3 separate regions of the Mus musculus genome follow, and regions 2 and 3 are each linked to region 1. The links are chromatin loops, found by intact Hi-C in ENCODE. Cell type or tissue: left cerebral cortex. All regions are shown on one strand. Each heading gives the region's core, and the rest is flanking DNA. Links, peaks and the distances in the headings are about the cores only.

Region 1 (5,789 bases), core at 595-4,594:
GGTTGAATCAGACAGTACAGATACCACAGGAGAGGCTCTGCTGGACCATGTGGGTAGGAGGTGGGAAGTGGGAGAGAAGCCAAAGCAGAAGTGAGGCACAGAAGCTGCTTCATTGGTTCTAACTCCATATTTGCCTTATTTGAACATAGTTGGATCGGTTGCCTAGTGCGTGTGGTTGAAGCTCTGCTGCTGTGATTGGCTGAGACTCAGCTACATGTTACCAAAAGAAACTCCACAAAGCCAGGCTCTGGTTGACTTACTACCAAGTTTGGTTGCAGCTCCTTATGGAGGGACTCGGAATATAGACACATGGATCTTTGAGTCCAATTATGTCTAATTTAGAGTTCCATCACCCCCATTTTCCAGACGAGAAAATTAAAGCTCAGATTGCCATGTTTCCAGAGCAAGCTGGGAACCAAAACCACAGCAGCTCCCTCCTTGGCCGTAAAGCTAAGCAAGCCCTTTACCCGTGTCCTCTACTTATGCTTAGAAGCTAACATTCTCAGCCTGCATGGACTCAACCTGGAACCCACGCCTCCCCCATCCCCATCTCCCTTTCCGTCTTCACAGGTTATTGTTGGCAGTATGCTGTTGAGTTGGTCAGGAATGAGACCAGGGTGGGAAGCAGAAGCCATCCTTATCTCCTACCTGGCCTCTCCTTTCCCAAGCAGTCTGTGGGGATCTGCGAGGTATGCACATTGGTGGGTAGGGAAGGGGTGTGGTTGACATCATCCTTCAGGTCTGGAAGAATATGTCTTCCCATGACTAAAGAGACTGAGGGTATAATTATGGGAAGGCTCTTGAGATGTGAACATGACCCTGGATTACTGTGGAGGTAGGGATCAGCGTGAGAGGCAGAGATGAGTGGAGAGAGGAGAAATTTGAAGGAAAGACTATAGCCAAGGAAGTAAGTAGCTTACAGAGCTGAACAAGAACCTCTGAAGCCCCCAAAAGACATATCTCCAAATATAGCCCTGCCCATACCTTGATATGGGCCTTCTTCTATTTAACTGATTATTGCTGTTGTTGTTATTATCATCATTGTCATCATTATTGTGTGAGTGTGCAAATAATGTTTGAGTATGAGTGTACACATGCCACAGTGCACATGTGGATAGCAGAGAACAGCCTGGAGTCAGTTCTCTTCTTCCTCCTTTACATGAGTTCCAGGAATTAAACCCTGATTGCCAGGCTTGCCTGACAAGCAGCTTTAACCACTAAGCCATCATGCCACCCCCCCTTGGTTTTGGACTTCTGACTTCCAGACTATAGAAGGATGCATTTGTTAAGGCAATAATTGTGCGGTTGAACAAGTCAGAAGAAGAGGATTCAGTCACCCGGAGATGGTATTAGGGGCAGTCTTCATCATCTAGGTCAGCCATAGCAAAATAGCCTAGACTGGGCCCCTTAAACAGCAAAGGTTTCTTGTTTCACAGTTGTGGGTGCTGGGTGTCCTAGATCAAGAGCTGACAGGGCGATGGTCCTGTATCACTTCTCTGCTTGGTTTGCAGACAGCAAGTCTTGCTTCCCCTCACATGGCTATTGCTCTGCACAGCTGCCAGTGCGAGCTGTCCTAACCCCTGAAGAAGATACTGGTCAGAGTCGACTAGGGTTCATGAGGAGGAGAAACTAGAGTGACTTGTCCCAGGCCTGGCAGATTTCCTCACTATCTGTGTCCTGCCCTTAGGGCAAGCTCTCTTAGGCTGTATAGGACACAGGTTCCTTATAGAGGTAATTAAGTTAAAATAAGCCTTGTAATCAAGTGGTTCTGACTCTTCCAGCAACTTCTAGATTTTCTGCTGGGGATTGGGGACAGGGGTTACAGGTAGAGCCTAAGCACCTAACAGCCCAGTAGAAATGTGGGCTCACCTCATGGTTCAACTCGGGGAGAGTTCACTTATGGGAGACTCAGGACCCCTGCAAGAGGGCTCATCCTAAGGGCAGGACACAGGTAGTGAGGAAATCTGCCAGGCCTGGGACAAGTCACCCTAGTTTCTCTTCATGAGAAACAGACAGTACTGGAGCCTCACAAGAGAGGGAACACATATCCTGTAAGAAACAGCCTAGAGCTCTGTAAATGCTGGAGAGGTGGCTCTCTGCAGGGGTTTTAGCAAGAGAAGCTGGAGCCAGAGAGACAGAATGTACCTGCACAGCATTCTCCGGGACTCCACAGTCCTAGAGGAATCTTCTCTGCGATTCCTCTGCCCACCACCATTGCCCAATTCTCTGTTGTGTCCTTGGCCCCAGGTCAAATTCCCAAAGCAGCAAGTGACTCAGAGTTATTCTCAGAGTCCCGTCCCCATGCACCATCTCTCTACACCCACACATCTTCTCCTCATTGGCTCTTCTTTGCTAGTCACATCCTCCTGTCTCCACATGCTAACCCCCAAATCAATTCTATCTATCCATCTATCTATCTACCCATCCATCCATCCATCCCTCCATCTCTCTCTCTCTCTCTCTCTCTCTCTCTCTCTCTCTCTTTCTACCTACCTATCTACCTATCGAATCATCTATCTCTATCACTATATCTCTATGTCTCTATATCTGTTGTTGTGTCTCCGTGTCTGTTGTCCATCTCTGTCTCTCTGTGTGTGTGTGTGTGTGTGTGTGTGTGCGCGCGCGCGCGCGCGTGTGTGTCTCCCTCCCTTCTTCCCTCCCTCCCTCCCTCTCTTCCTCCCTCTCTCCCTCTCCTCTCTCAGGAAAAGAAAGGAGAAAGCAGAGAAGAGGAGTGAAATAGTTCAGATGAAAGACAAAGCCACCTCCATTGAGCCAAGGAGTTTTCATATAAATCTCCCCATGGGTAGAAAATTGATGCTTGTAATTCAAAAGATCAAAAACAAAAACAAAGAAACCCTAAGAATGAGAGCGTTAAGGAAAGACATTATGAATACTAAAATTAGAAAACTTAGGCTTGTAGAGATGGCTCAGTCAGCACAAATGTTTGTCCTGCAAGCATAACGACCTGAGTTCAACCCCCAGAATCCATACAAAGAAGCTTGCCTGCCACAATGGCACACTTGCCATCCCAAGGTTGGGCAAGCAGAGGTAGGCCCATCCCTGAGGTTTCTGGCATGCCCAGGAGCCTAACTAAGGTCCAGGACAATGAAAGACTGTCTCAGAAAACAAACTAGGGCAGAGGAGATGACTCAGTAGATAAGCCTTTGTAACAATGGCATAAGAACTGGGGTTGCGATTCTCCAACACCCATCAAAAAACCAGGGGGGCATAATGGCCCATATCCAACTCAGGATTCAGGAGGCAGAGACCAAGTTGGGTAGCTGGATTAGCCAAATCATTGAGCTCTAGGTTCAAGTGAGAAATCCTGCCTAAATATGTAAACTAGAAGATGATTCAGAGTGAAACCTGATGTCAACCATGGGCCTCTATGTGCACGCACATCCACACCCACATGCAGGCTCACATACATTCAAATGTGTATATACAAATGCACAGATACCATACACATACAGGAGAGGAGGAGGGGGAGGAGGAAGAAGAGGAAGAAAAAGAGGAAAAAGAAGAAGTAAAAAGAAAATCATTAGAAGGCACCTAAAGAATGGCACCCAAGTTTGTCCTCTGGCCTCATACATGCACATACATACATGAGCATGTACCACCAACATACATCATTTACATAAACACACAAAGCCAAATTGAATTTAGGAGGTGGGAGCCAGGTCCTCAGCTTAGAAGGAAGGAAACTGAGCTGCTGGTATGTGAAGTAAGACATCATGCAAGTGTTTCTCTATGTTCAGGAGAGGCTGCCACATGGATTCAGGCCCCACTGCCAGGGTGAGACAGTATGGCTAACAAGTGTCTTCAGGAGTGGAGGGAAGAAAACTTCACATCTGGACTGGTCTCGGGATGGGTATAACTCTCTAGACAAAATGACTTGGGTCATCTCCAAGAGACCCTACGCATCCCCATCCCCACCCCCACCCCCACCCTGAGCTTCTCTGTGTGTGCAACATCCTCATTCATAAGATTATATACAGTCAGTTTCTCCCAGACATCTATTTACCTAGGACCTCTGACCAAGACGACAAAAAGCAAGCAGAAACTGTCCTTCACTGGAGTGTCCCACCCTGACCCTCAGCCTCTCAGGTTCTGTATTTTCTCTTATGGACTCTTCCAAAAAAGCACAGCTTCTATTCACACTGAAGGGAAAGCTGTCCCTCCCCCATTCTTTTACCTTGGGTCCTCGCTAACTCTGCAGAGGAGGAAAAATAGTTCCTTCTCAGGAGACCCAGCTCTGACCACTGACCTTGCTCTGTCTTTCAGATATTGCTGCTCATCTGCAGGGTCCCTGTGTCTGACACCCACCCTGCCTACACTGGCAAGCTGGACACAGTAATGTAATGAATCTCTGAGTGTCTCAGACAGAATCTACATCTAGCTCCCAACATTTAGTGAATCCAAGGAGACAAAAAGAACTCCCTTTCCTCCCTTCCCCTCCCCCTCCCTCTTCCCCTCCCCTACCCTTCCCCCTTTCCCTTCCCTTCCCTCCCCTCCCCTTCCTTTTCCTCCTCTTTTATTCCTTCTCCCTGACTTCCACACCCTCTTCTTCCCTCTCCTGTCTTTTTCCCTCCTTTTCTCCCTTCCTTTCTCTCTTCTTCTTCTTCTTCTTCTTCTTCTTCTTCTTCTTCTTCTTCTTCTTCTTCTTCTCTCTCTCTCTCTCTCTCTCTCTCTCTCTCTCTCTCTCTCTCTCTCTCTCTCTCTCTCGTTTTCCTTTTTGAGGTACTGGGACTTGAACCTAGGGCCTTGGCCTACACTAACCAAGCAACCTTCCACTAATATAAACCCAGACCCCCTTTCATTTTATTTTTGAGACAGGGTCTCTCTAAGTTGCCCCAAGCTAACAGAGACGTTGTGGTCCTTCTGGCTAAGTCTCCTGAGTATTTGAGATGTATATCACCATACTATACTGGGGGCTTCCAATCTGACCCAAGCCCCTATGAGGATCAGATCAGTGATTTTTTTTTTTTTTTTTTGAGATCAGTAGGCTGAACTTCTGCACAGTAGTCCTCAGTACTAGAGGCATCTGTACTCTCAGAGTTTCTTCTACTTCCCCATCAAACTTTTGTTCTTTAGCTTATATCTTTGGGGAACTCTGTTCTCAGAAAACAAAACTGTTGAAACTTTACAGAGAAGTCAGAAAAGCAACTACTGCTTTGTCGGACAAGGGCCCAACAGGAGGAGACCGTGCCAAGTCTCCTTGGGGTAATGCGAAATGGGGCAATCAAGGACTGAGCTCCAATGAAGGGGGACAGAGTGTGGGGAAAGCAGGAGGGTCTCTGGACCCAACCCATATTTAGAGACCAAAGGATATGTAAGTAAGGAGCGGTCTACACATGTGGAAGGGAAAGGGAGACCGGAAGTGCAAAGAACCCAGGCAAGGAAGGGAGCAGGTAGACATTGGCACCTCACTCCTCTCTTCCTAGCAGGACCCCTCTCCCCAACCATGGGCTTTCCCAAACACAACCACAGTGTTCAGGGCCTGGAGGGTGGATAACATAGGGACCATCAGGGAGGCTCCCAGACAAAAGTCCCCAGCTTTTTATAAGAGAAGTCCCTGGGAAAGTGAGAATTCTGCCTTCAAAGCACCCTAAGATGCTCTACCCATAAAGGCCTGAGTAGGTGTGGTACAGCCCAGGAGTCTTGAGAGGAATCACAAGTTTCACCCAGTTTGACAAGGCTGGGAGTAGGTAGGGCTAGTTCTGAAGCTCTAACTTCCCTAGAGCAAGCCTAGGCTGGGAATGAGGCAGGGCTGCTTGGGGCTCATCCAC
Region 2 (5,789 bases), core at 919-4,918, 79 kb after region 1:
TTGGTTCTTGTTTGGTTGGTTTTTTGTTTTGTTTTGTTTTGTTTTTTATTTGGGGGTGTTGCAAGGACAGAGTGAGAATAAGAAGGGACAGGGAGATGAGTGGAACTGGAATGCATGATATGAAACTCATGAAGAGTCAATGAAAAGGTTTTTGAAGTAAAAATAAAAATAAATCTTAAAAAGTAAAAACGAGTAGAAAGAGATAAGGATGAGTACTGGGGTAGTAGCCCAATGGTTAAGCCCAATGGTTAATGCATTCAACCATGAAGACCAAATGGGGTCAGGGAATCTCCAAAGCAAGCTGGCTAGGGAGACTAAGCTACTTAAGGAAGCTCTGGGTCTGAGTGAAAAAAAGTGTTTCAATGAAGGAAGTGAAAGAACAATGGAGGATTTATTCCCAACAGCAGCCTCAAGCCTCCACAAAGCCATGCGCATGCGTGCACACACCTTATACATACAAGCTCACACACACACACACACACACACACACATGCACACGAAAACAGAAAAAGAAGAGTATAGCTTCTCAATTGGAATACCTGGGCCCACATTCTTAGCACTCAGGGAGAAAGATCGGGATCCTGAATGAGGTTGAAGGACACAGGACAAAAGCCCCACCTTGAGCCAGCCATAGATGCTCAGAGTCGAAGGGCCATCAGACACAACCACGGGCAGCCATCTCATCTCTACTTTGTAGCTTACTAAGCATACAGAGCCACATGAGTCTGTAAGAGTCTCTCAGAAGTTTTGTCGGCTTTGAGTCCCTAAGATTCTGCCACATTCTTTGAGTGGGTAGAGGAAGTCTGTGAAAGAACATCAGGATCAAGTTTCCTAGCAGTCTGGCAGAATGTGGGTTGAAATCAGATGTTTGATTACATTAGAAAACCAAGTTCTATTTCTTTTGCAACTGAGTTTTGGGATGAAAGTTTATGTACGCTCTTTGTCTTTAAATTCCCAGCTTAACACCTACTGGTAGTTTTCCAATGAATGCTTATTGAATGGAAGTCTGATCCAGAGTGAAAAAGACTGTAGATGAGGTATGTGCAGATATTTAAGGAGCAAGCAGAGAATCATGAGACACACCAATCGGTTTGTAATAACCCTATAATTAAAATGCGTTCAGTACTCATCCTCTTCTCACACTGCAGCTTCCAGCAACTGTGAGGCATGATGTTTTATAACTGAATGAAAGGAGAGATATGAGATCCCTGTTCCCCTCCAGTAATCCAGTTGTTGAAAAGATTTGTGAAAATAATTTTAATTTTATATAATATTGTTAATAATAATATTTTAAATACATTTCAAATAATTTGACTCTTTTCATTGCTTATGTTTGTGGTCCTGAAAGGAACTATTCGCACAACCACCAACCATCCAATGCAACCATCAACCCAGGCACAAATCCTGCAGTTGGCAATGGTGACCTGCCTGTATGATTTGCTAGAGCAATCACGACAAACAATATGTGGGTAACCAACCACTATCTGATTAGATTTAAGGCCTACTCCATGAGATGTAACCCACGCATGACACTGCTCAGGCAGTCAAGAATCTGGGACTAGATAGGATATGGACCCAGAGGAAACCAAATACTCCTGTTCTGCTAAAGGAACATAGCATATATACATGTATGTTTAAGTATTTATACATATATACATATATGTATGTATATGTGTGTGTGTGTGTGTGTGTGTGTGTGTGTGTGTACACCGAAGGCTCACTCAAGCTCTTGGCCATCTAGTCTTACCAAATCTGTGAGCATTGAGATCTGTTAGAGACCCCATTTTATAATATTAAAGTGGAAAGAAGAGGATAATGACACTATTGACATGTCAACATGGACAGGGGAAATTTCACATGGTTCCACCCCTAGATGAAGAGCTATAACTGCTTAATGCTGCTGACAGAGAGAGAGAGAGAATTAATATCCCCCTGGGAAGAAATACCACATAGGATGTCTAATCCTCAATCCCAAGTGGTCAGCCCTGGACACAAATGCACACAGCAATGCTAAATGGACTCAGTAAATGGTATATATATGTACATATATACATGTAACAATAATAATGAAAGACAAGACCTGCACTTTGGAGGGGAACTCTGGAGCAGTCTGAGCAGGAGGTGGGAGTAACGCAAGTACAGAGCCCATGTACAATATTCTCAAAAAATTAAAATTAAAAAATAATCAGGTGGATAACAATAGCAGAAGATACACAACACCTATCTAGCCTCTACACACACATGTGCGTGCACACACACAGAGCAACACAGACACACACAGAGAAGAACACACACATACACAGAAGAATGCACACATAGAGGAACATATACACAAACACAAAGGAACACACACATACACACACAGAGGAACACACACATATATACACAAACACACATATAGTGGAACACACACAGACACACAAACAGACACACACACATACTTCAAGCATACACACTTACACAGAAATAATTTTCTAGAATGCAAAGGGTTTCTGAGGGCAACTTCTTTGAGAACCTCTAAGTAAAAGAGACAAAAATCTGGAGGGAAGGCTACAAGTTTGTAATTGGCTGTTTGGCTTTGAATAAACCATTCAACTTCTCTGGCATCCTCTGCCCAATAAAGATGATAGACCAGATGTGCTGCAAATTCCCTTCATCTCCTCCCACACCTCATTCTTGATACAAACTGCATGTTCAATAAAGTGGGAGGCCCGTCCTGAAACCTGCTTCCCCGAGTACACCAAGGGAATGCCAGGGGGGAGGGTTTGCAGTCTAAAAATAGCTGCCAGAAGACCTGGGGGTCAGAGAGTTCCTCTCAGAGCCAGAGGAGGAATGATGTCAGTGCCTGGAACGTCGGCATTCCTGGGCAGCTCAGGTCTATGGGTGACTGCTCAGGAATTTGTGATCCTTTTGTGCCTCCAGAAATGTCAACACTATCTACGCCTGAGCTCAGAGTGCCTGTGTGTGAGTAAGTGCATGTGAGTGTGTGTGTGTGTGTGTGTGTGTGTGTGTGTGTGTGTGTGTGTGTGTGTGTAAGTGCGCATATGCAAGCATATTCACACAAGCACTTGCCCCCACGCTCCATCAAATTGGAAAAGTAATCGGATTTAAACTCTGACATCCTTTCCAGGAAGACTCCCAGATTGTTTTTCAGTGTGCACCCCTCAGCCCTGCCACCTCAGCTGAGAAACACTAAGGGGAGGGCGGGGCTATAGCTTCTAGCAATGCCAGTATCCCTCCCTGCTCAGGTCCCCTCTCCAGCCTCCTCCACTATTGCGAGAACCTGGGATCCTTTATGGGGTTACTGGAAACCGACTCTGAAACACTGTTATAAATATCCAATGATAAATAAACATAAGTTATTTCTGAAATGTACCTCAGAATAGCCAGCTGCCCAAACAGCCATGCTTCAGATCCTGGGAAAAACAGAAGTGTGTGTATGGTTTATATTTCCATTGCCCAAAGTAAAATCACTGGTCAGGTAGTCTAATCTTAGTTTTCTCTTTCCATTCCTTTCCTCTTATATTAAACAAAGAGGGAAGAGAAAGGAAAGAGACACGGAGTGAATTAGAGTAAAGGACTTTTAAAAGAGAGAAGGAAGATTCTGTTATTCAATTCTGGTGCTTACAGTGACATCAGAAAACAACAAGCCTAGATCTTGATATTCCAAGTACTCTACCTTCTAAGTACAAAATTAAGAAGATCCAAGATCATAGAATGTCCTGTGTGTCTAAGTCCTAAAACAAATAGAAAAAAAAAATCAAAATACAGGTAACTAAGGTAAAACAGAAAAGCCACGGTGAAGCCCAGAAGCATCATAAAAGGAGTCTGGAATGAGGAAGAACGTCTGGCCTTAAGACCTCCCTCACAAGAATCCCTACATCATTAGTTATGGTTCTGTTTGACGTGGTAATATAGAGTCGAACAGCCCTGATAAACTCTTCAAAGCCCTGGCCAATGTTCTCATCGACAGACGTGTCTGCCTCTTCTCATGTACTCCCTTCACTCTTAAGACGCAGCAAATCCTGCAGATCACTGAGTCATTGCCAGGGTACATTCTCTATGCAGGATGGGTGAGCTGATGCTGGCAGGATGGTCCCTCTTCTTGGGAAAAGCTGGAGAAACAGAATTATGGCCTGAGTATCTCACAGAAGAACAAGGCTGACATAGCTGAAAATCCTCCTGGCCAGGTCCTTTAGGGCCAGGATAAGGACCAAATAACCCTAACACTAGTCAGATCCTGCACCGTTTGCCCAAGAAGTTGGCCTTGGAACTCTCCAAAGAGTCTTCAGATCACACAAATCCCTTATTCTTCACTAATCTGCTCTCTTTGGATCTTATCTTCATCCAACCAAGAGCAACCCCGATCTTCCTAGCTGAAGTTGACCGCAGCTTTCCTGGTCCCAGCTCTCCTCAAAGGGTCCCATTGGACCATCACTTCACTCACACTTGCTAATCTAACTCTATACTCTTTTTTTTAATTACGTATTTTCTTCATTTGCATTTCAAATGCTATCCCACAAGTCCCCCATAACCTCCCCACCGCTCCCCTACCCACCCACTCCGATTTCTTGGCCCTGACATTCCCCTGTACTGAGTCAAATAAAGTTTGCAAGGCCAAGGGGTCTGTCTCTCTTCCCAATGATGGCCGACTAGGCCAACTTCTGACACATATGCAGCTAGAGACACGAGTTCCAGGGGTGCAGCTTAGTTCATATTGTTGTTCCACCTATAGGGTTGCAGGCCCCTTCAGCCCTTGGGAACTTTCTCTAGCTCCTCCATTGGGGGCCCTGTGTTCCATCCAATAGCTGACTGTGAACATCCACTTCTGTGTTTGCTAAGCCCAAGAATAGCCTCACAAGAGACAGCTATATCGAGGTACTTTCAGCAAAATCTTGCTGGTATATGCAATGGTGTCAGCATTTGGAGGCTGATTATGGGATGGATACCTGGGTGTGGCAGTCTCTGGATGGTCCATCCCTGAGTGGCAGCTCCAAACTTTGTCTCTGTAACTCCTTCCATGGGTGTTTTGTTCCAAATTCTAAGGGGCAAAGTGTCCACACTTTGGTCTTCGTTCTTCTTAAGTTTCATGTGTTTTGCAAATAGTATCTTGTATCTTGGGTATTCTAAGTTTCTGGGCTAATATCCACTTATCAGTGAGTACATATCATGTGAGTTCTTTTGTGATTGAATTACCTCACTCAGGATGATACCCTCCAGGTCCATCCATTTGCCTAGGAATTTCAGAAATTCATTCTTTTTAATAGCTGAGTAGTAATCCATTGTGTAAATGTACCACATTTTCTGTATCCATTCCTCTGTTGAGGGACATCTGGGTTCTTTCCAGCTTGAGGGACATCTGGGTTCTTTCCAGCTTCTGGCTATTATAAATAAGGCTGCAATGAACATAGTGGAGCATGTTTCCTTATTACCAGTTGGAACATCTTCTGGATATATGCCCAGGAGAGGTATTGCAGGATCCTCCGGTAGTACTATGTCCAATTTTCTGAGGAACCACCAGACTGATTTCCAGAGTGGTTGTACAAGCTTGCAATCCCACCAACAATGTAGGAGTGTTCCTCTTTCTCCACATCCTCACCAGCATCTGCTGTCACCTGAATTTTTGATCTTAGCCATTCTGACTGGTGTGAGGTGGAATCTCAGGGTTGTTTTGATTTGCATTTCCCTGATGATTAAGAATGCTGAACATTTTTTCAGGTGCTTCTCAGCCATTCAGTATTCCTCAGGTGAGAATTCTTTGTTTAGCTCTGAGCCCCATATTTTAATGG
Region 3 (5,789 bases), core at 919-4,918, 92 kb before region 1:
AGAGCAACCATAGCAACATGGAAAGTAACTAACATCTTATACAAACAAGTGATTTTGACAAAGATTCCCTGCAAACTGAAAACTCATTTTTATTTATTTATTTTTTTATTTTTGTTAAATTCTCAGCCGGTCAGTGGTGGCACTCGCCTTTAATCCCAGCACTTGGGAGGCAGAGGCAGGTGGATTTCTGAGTTCGAGGCCAGCCTGGTCTACAAAGTGAGTTCCAGGACAGCCAGGGCTACACAGAGAAACCCTGTCTCGGAAAAAAAAAAAAAAAAAAATCTCAAGTGTGAGAATTCCACTAAGTGGTGTTTACAGACATCTTGAATTTTCTCAAAGGCGGTGTGGACTTTTCAGTCCCAATGGAAAGAGTACATAGTATATCTGTTGTGCATTCTAACATAAGAATAGCAGTTGGGGATGTAGCTCTGTTGGTAGAGTGTTTGCCTAGCATGCACAAAGCTCTGGCTGAGTTCAGGCCCCAACACTACATGAACAAGGCATGGTGACTTCAGCCTGGTTTCCTAGGAAGTTAGAGGTGAGAGGATCAGACCTTTAAGGTCATCTTCAGGTCCACTTGGCAGCCTAGCTTACATAATGGGGTGAGGGAGAAAATTACTTTGAAAACAGGCCCCATGCTTTGCTTACCTCCTGCAAAAGTCTCTACTTCTCTTGACTGTGCAGATCTTTGACTTTGTGTTCATTAAAAGGGGAACCTATTGCTCTCAATTACAAAAGTCCCATCCTAACATCCATTAATTGTGAAGAAGAATATGTCTGAGAAACTATAGTAGCTGCAAAGACTCAACTCAATGTTGAGATTTAGAGCACACTCATTATTTTCAGTAAAATAAGGCTCTTGAAATAATCTATGAATCTCAGAAGAAGGACAGATGTTTGGGTCCCTCCTTATCATGGTCCCTCCTACCTACCCACTGCCTAAGGGACCATGCACCCCTATCCTTGTGCTGACTTAGTACACAGCACCCAGAAGAAACTTCCACAAACAGTCCTGATTTTAGCCTGCAGGCTACGGGACGCAGGTAGGAATTGCCTCCCAAGGCAGCTGCTCTTCATTCAGTCCCATTACTGTTGTACAGGTCTTCTCCAGGCTAGCTGAATCCTTTCCCAATATCTCCACTACCACACACACAATAGGTCTTCTTGACATTCTTGTCTGGGTAGACTCAGAAGGAGAGCAAAGGAGATCTCCAAGGTTTTTTGTCAAATAGAGCCGAATCTTGGGCATTGGGATAAGCTGACAGAGCAAAGACAAGCCATCCCGTTGCTCATGTGCCAGTGGGAGTGACAAAGTCATAGAGAAACAAGAAAAAAAAAAAAAGGCAGAGGAGGCCCTGGCAGTGTTAAGTCTGGCCTTACAATAAAGAGTAGCAAGATGACAGCTCTTATTAAAGGGTCTGTCCGGCCAATCTAAGAGGCTGACAGTTATGCTGAGATCTTTGAGGTAAAGAGCCTGGTGGTAATGCCAGTTAAAACAGAGAGCCCGCAAGGCATGGAGGAACACCCCATCCTCTCCCCTCCTGATGACTTATCTCCCAGGGCTCTGAGCCAGCCTGGTTGAGATCCCTCCAGACTATCAGGCCGGGTGGACTCTCCCCAAACAGGACCAACCCAGAAGGGTGTGGCTGAACGGCTAGGTACAAACCCGCCCTGATAATCACACTGGAAAGGAGGTACATCTTTTACAAGCCCTCCGGATACCATTAATAATAGTAATTTCAGCCTAGAATTCCAATGAGCTTGAAGAAAGGATTAGATAGCTTAAAGGCAGTGTAATCCCTTTTCCACTTACATGCAAACAGATGATCTTCTCAGAGTCACCACCGCTCTACTTTGTCTACTTCCCTGTGAGACAGTTTAGAAATAAAGTACAGTGCAGCCCCAAATCTCTAAGAAACTCCAGGCTGCCCTAAGCCTACCATGCACAGTTGGTCTCTAAAACTACTGGATGCTTTAAAAACCAGCCAAGGGGTTGGAGATATATATTTCAGTTGCTAGAGTGTTGCCTAGCATACATAAGGTCCTGGGTACAATCCCCAGTACTGCATAAACTAGGCATGGTGATACATTAATGCCAGCTCTTCAGAGGCAGAGGTGGGGAGCTCGGAGCCACCCTTGACTGCCTAACAAGTTTGAGGCCAACCTAGAACCACCTGAAACCTCCAACAGCCCAACAGCAGAATCAGTTTGAAACTCTAATCTTGGTAGTTTTCCCTAGCTCCAGTCATTTGTTCTCTGTCCAGCTACCCCATGGAGAGTTCTTCCTGAATCCCCAGGGCTGGGCGAAGCACTCTTTGTGATAAGACCAGGGTGGCGGGTAGTGGTGCTTCTTTGATAAAGAAGAAAAACAAAGAAGTAGAGGAAAGGCAGAGAGGGAGGAAGAAAGAGGAGAGCTCCCTGCCACTCCCACACCAGACTTCCTCTCTGGCCTGAGCGTCCATTTTGTCCTCGTGTTTGGAAACGCTCCCTAATCATAGCTCTCTTTGGTCGGCCTGCCACGGGACAGTTGTGGGCAGTATCTCAGAAATTCCCTTTTCCCTCTAAAGATGTTAGCTTAGGGGAGGGCAAAAGTGTGATATTCAGAACTTGTCTCAGGTCCGCAGTGACGGAGAGGCGGAAAGGCCTCGGTTTGCAGGGAGGAATGAGGCAGGCTAGGCCCCATAGCCAGGAGCTGAGGATGAGGAAACGGGTGCCTCCCACACTCCCAGCTGTTGGCCAACATTGGCCAGGCCCCAGGGAAATCCTGGGCTCGCCTCAAAGGCTTAGAAACAGCACCTTCTGCCCTGTTTTCTATCAAAAAGCTGAACAGAGACACCCGTTGGCTTCTCAGTAGCTAAAGGATTCTGAGAACTCTAATGGGCTTTCACCATCGGATGAGGCAAGAAGCCACCGTCCTGGCCAGCACAGCAGGAACACCTGACCTGCCCAGTGGTGGGTGCAGGGGTGAGGCTCAGCCTAGTCCCTGTAATGCCTAGTTCACACTCACCTCCTCCCAAACTCCAAAGGCTTAGGTGCAGATGATTATTAACTCAGGCCGTTCCTAGAAGCCCTTCCTCTGACTCAGCTCTCACCTCTCACAGACACCGATTTGAAGCCACGCCCTCCCTGGGCTAGCTTCATGCTACATTCTGCTTCCTCTAGCCTCCAGGTGGGTGTTCATCTGCTCAGATTCCAGTGACCACATTCACCCCACACCCTGGGGTGGGGGAGGGGGAGATGGTCTTCGCGCCACTCCTTACTTCATCCTGAATCATTTCCCTAAAGCACAAATGTGGCCACACATCTCTGACTAAAAATCTTATCTGAGGGCTAGCAAAACTGCCCAGTGGTTAGAGTTGCTTACTGTCAACCTGGATTGACAGGACCCACACAGACAGAGAAAACTGATTCCTCCAAGTTGTTCTCAGACCTCCACGTGAGCACTGTGACACATATGTTCATACATACACACACACACACACACACACACACACACACACAAGAAACAAATGTAATACAAAGGCATTCTTAAAACCTCAGCAGAGGCCAGCAGTGGTGGCGCACACCTTTAATCCCAGCACTTGGGAGGCAGAGGCAGGCAGATTTCTGAGTATGAGGCCAGCCTGGTCTACAAAGTGAGTTCCAGGACAGCCAGGGCTACACAGAGAAACCCTGTCTCAAAAAAACCAAAAACAAACAAACAAACAAAACCTCAGCAGAGGCCTGATGATAGAGCTCAACGACTGTATACTTACCTAGCATGCAGGAGGTTCTGAGTTTTATGTGGCTTGGATCTAGACCATCCACCAAAGTGAATGTTCTGAACCCCGGGCTCTGATTTCTAGCATTATTTTGAAAGTTGGGGAGCCCTTAGGAGGTAAGACTTTAGGGACAAGCCTCGGGAGGGTTACACGCCCCTGCTTCCCACCTGCGTTCTTTGCTGCCCCGTCCTGCCTTAGGCTCTTGCCGCTTGAGAGAATCTTCTCCCTCCTTCCCCTCCGTAATGAACGGAAACCCTCCTCAAGCCTGAGCCCAGCCCATCCTCAGCCACTTTCACATTGGTTCTTTTCTGTATTGGGTCAGAAAGATGAGAAATGTAGAGATGTCAGTGCTGTGCTTCTTAATCGGCTTATAAGTTTGCATTACATTTTTATTTATTTATGTTTTATTAGATATTTCCTTTATATACATTTCAAATGCTATCCCGAAATTTCCCTATATCCTCCCTCCACCCTGCTCCCCTACCCACCCACTCACACTTCTTGGCCCTGGCGTTCCCCTGTACTGGGGCATATAAAGTTTGCAATACCGAGGGACCTCTCTTCCCAGTGATGGCCGACTAGGCCATCTTCTGCTACATATGCAGCTAGAGTCACGAGTTCTGTGGGGTACTGGGTAGTTCATATTGTTGTTCCACTTATAGAGTTGCATACCCCTTCAGCTCCTTGGGTGCTTTCTCTAGCTTCTCCATTGGGGGCCCTGTGTTCCATCTTATAGATGGCTGTGAGCATCCACTTCTGTATTTGCCAGGCACTGGCATAGTCTCATACGAGACAGCTTTAACAGGGTCCCTTCAGCAAAATCTTTCTGGCATATGCAATAGTGTCTGGGTTTGGTGGTAACCCAGTCACAAAAGAAGTCATTAGATATCCACTCACTGATAAGTGGATATTAGCCCAAAAAACATAGAACACCCAAGATACAATTTGCAAATCACAAGAAAATTAAGAAGAGGGAAGCCCAATGGGTGGATACTTCATTCCTCCTTAGAATTGGGAACAAAATACCCATGAAAGCATTACATTTTTATAATGGCTGAGACATCTCATCTCACAGCACCGAGACACCGCAGTGTGTGTCCTCCCTTTCCTTTGCTCAGTTCCTCTTGGCAAAGTCAAGGTGGCTATGATTTTTACCCCTTGTGTTAGATTCCAGTAAACTAAGGCACATGAGTATATCACTGGCCTGCACAAGGTTACAGAGGCAGTGAATGGCTTTATCAAGATTTAAGAATCCCATATTCCTTTGTCTGACCAAGGAGACTCTCCATAGTAGTTCGCACTCTGGGACTCATTTCTCCAGGCCTGTAACTCCACTCCCACCACTACACACAAAGCTGTTTGCTTTCAGCCCAGGACCCTTCCAAGAGTACCCCGTGCCTGGTCAAAGCTACCTCTACTGCGCAGGAGTGCTGTCACATCCCCCAGGTCTCTGCTGTCTGCTGAGCCATCTCCTAGGCCTGGACTCTATAAGCAGGTGCTTGCCTCTCTCTGTATATGTTCCTTCATGGCTACATCTCATCGCGGCTCCCTTACAAGGCACAGGTGAGTATAGGACCTTCCTCCAAGTGCCACAGGAATGAGGAGCATCTAAGAAATCACCAAATGGGTGAATGAGGACCATCACCACTTCTGCAACCCTGCCCCGATACAGGGCTCCAAAAATGCAGGGAAGTGCGGCTGAAGGTGGCTCCTTGGGAGCACTTAGAGCCAGTGCCCGTTTAGATGGAAAGCCAGCTGGAATGTGAAGACAGAGCTCCAGCATCAATCAGTAAAAGCACCAGGCAGAAATCTGTCTCCAGGTGGTGAGTGGGCTTTGGCAGTGGGCCGCCAAGGCAACACCCCGTGCTCCCAATGTGATTCAAACTTATTTGGCCAGCCCACAGATCTCCCACTAGTGGAGATCCATGGAGCTGAATGCTTGCCCCTACTTTCTTCCCCTCCCCTCGGAAGCAACTCGCCTAGGGGGCCAAAGAGAGGCTGGGTGTTGGGTGTGCCTCATATAGTCAT

The links. Peaks named below come from ENCODE experiments on the same cell type or tissue, not always from the same donor. Only the 100,000 strongest peaks of a DNase experiment are listed, where the experiment ranks them.
Region 2: it touches region 1 in a loop (1.9-fold over the local background); 3 of 42 quality-filtered maps call a loop at or near these places.
Region 3: it touches region 1 in a loop (2.3-fold over the local background); 2 of 42 quality-filtered maps call a loop at or near these places.

What each region holds. Positions count from the first base shown.
Region 1 is chr13:3,770,937-3,776,725 of GRCm38, reverse strand. No RefSeq gene overlaps it. Among named protein-coding and RNA genes, the nearest start is that of Gm35190, 6.5 kb to the right of the region's middle. In left cerebral cortex, for the core only: no CTCF peak of the experiment used is centred there; DNase peaks (open chromatin) are centred at 2,257 and 3,307; H3K27ac peaks cover 1,418 bases.
Region 2 is chr13:3,692,203-3,697,991 of GRCm38, reverse strand. No RefSeq gene overlaps it. Among named protein-coding and RNA genes, the nearest start is that of Asb13, 61 kb to the right of the region's middle. In left cerebral cortex, for the core only: no CTCF peak of the experiment used is centred there; a DNase peak (open chromatin) is centred at 2,930.
Region 3 is chr13:3,863,148-3,868,936 of GRCm38, reverse strand. No RefSeq gene overlaps it. Among named protein-coding and RNA genes, the nearest start is that of Calm5, 12 kb to the right of the region's middle. In left cerebral cortex, for the core only: no CTCF peak of the experiment used is centred there; a DNase peak (open chromatin) is centred at 2,750.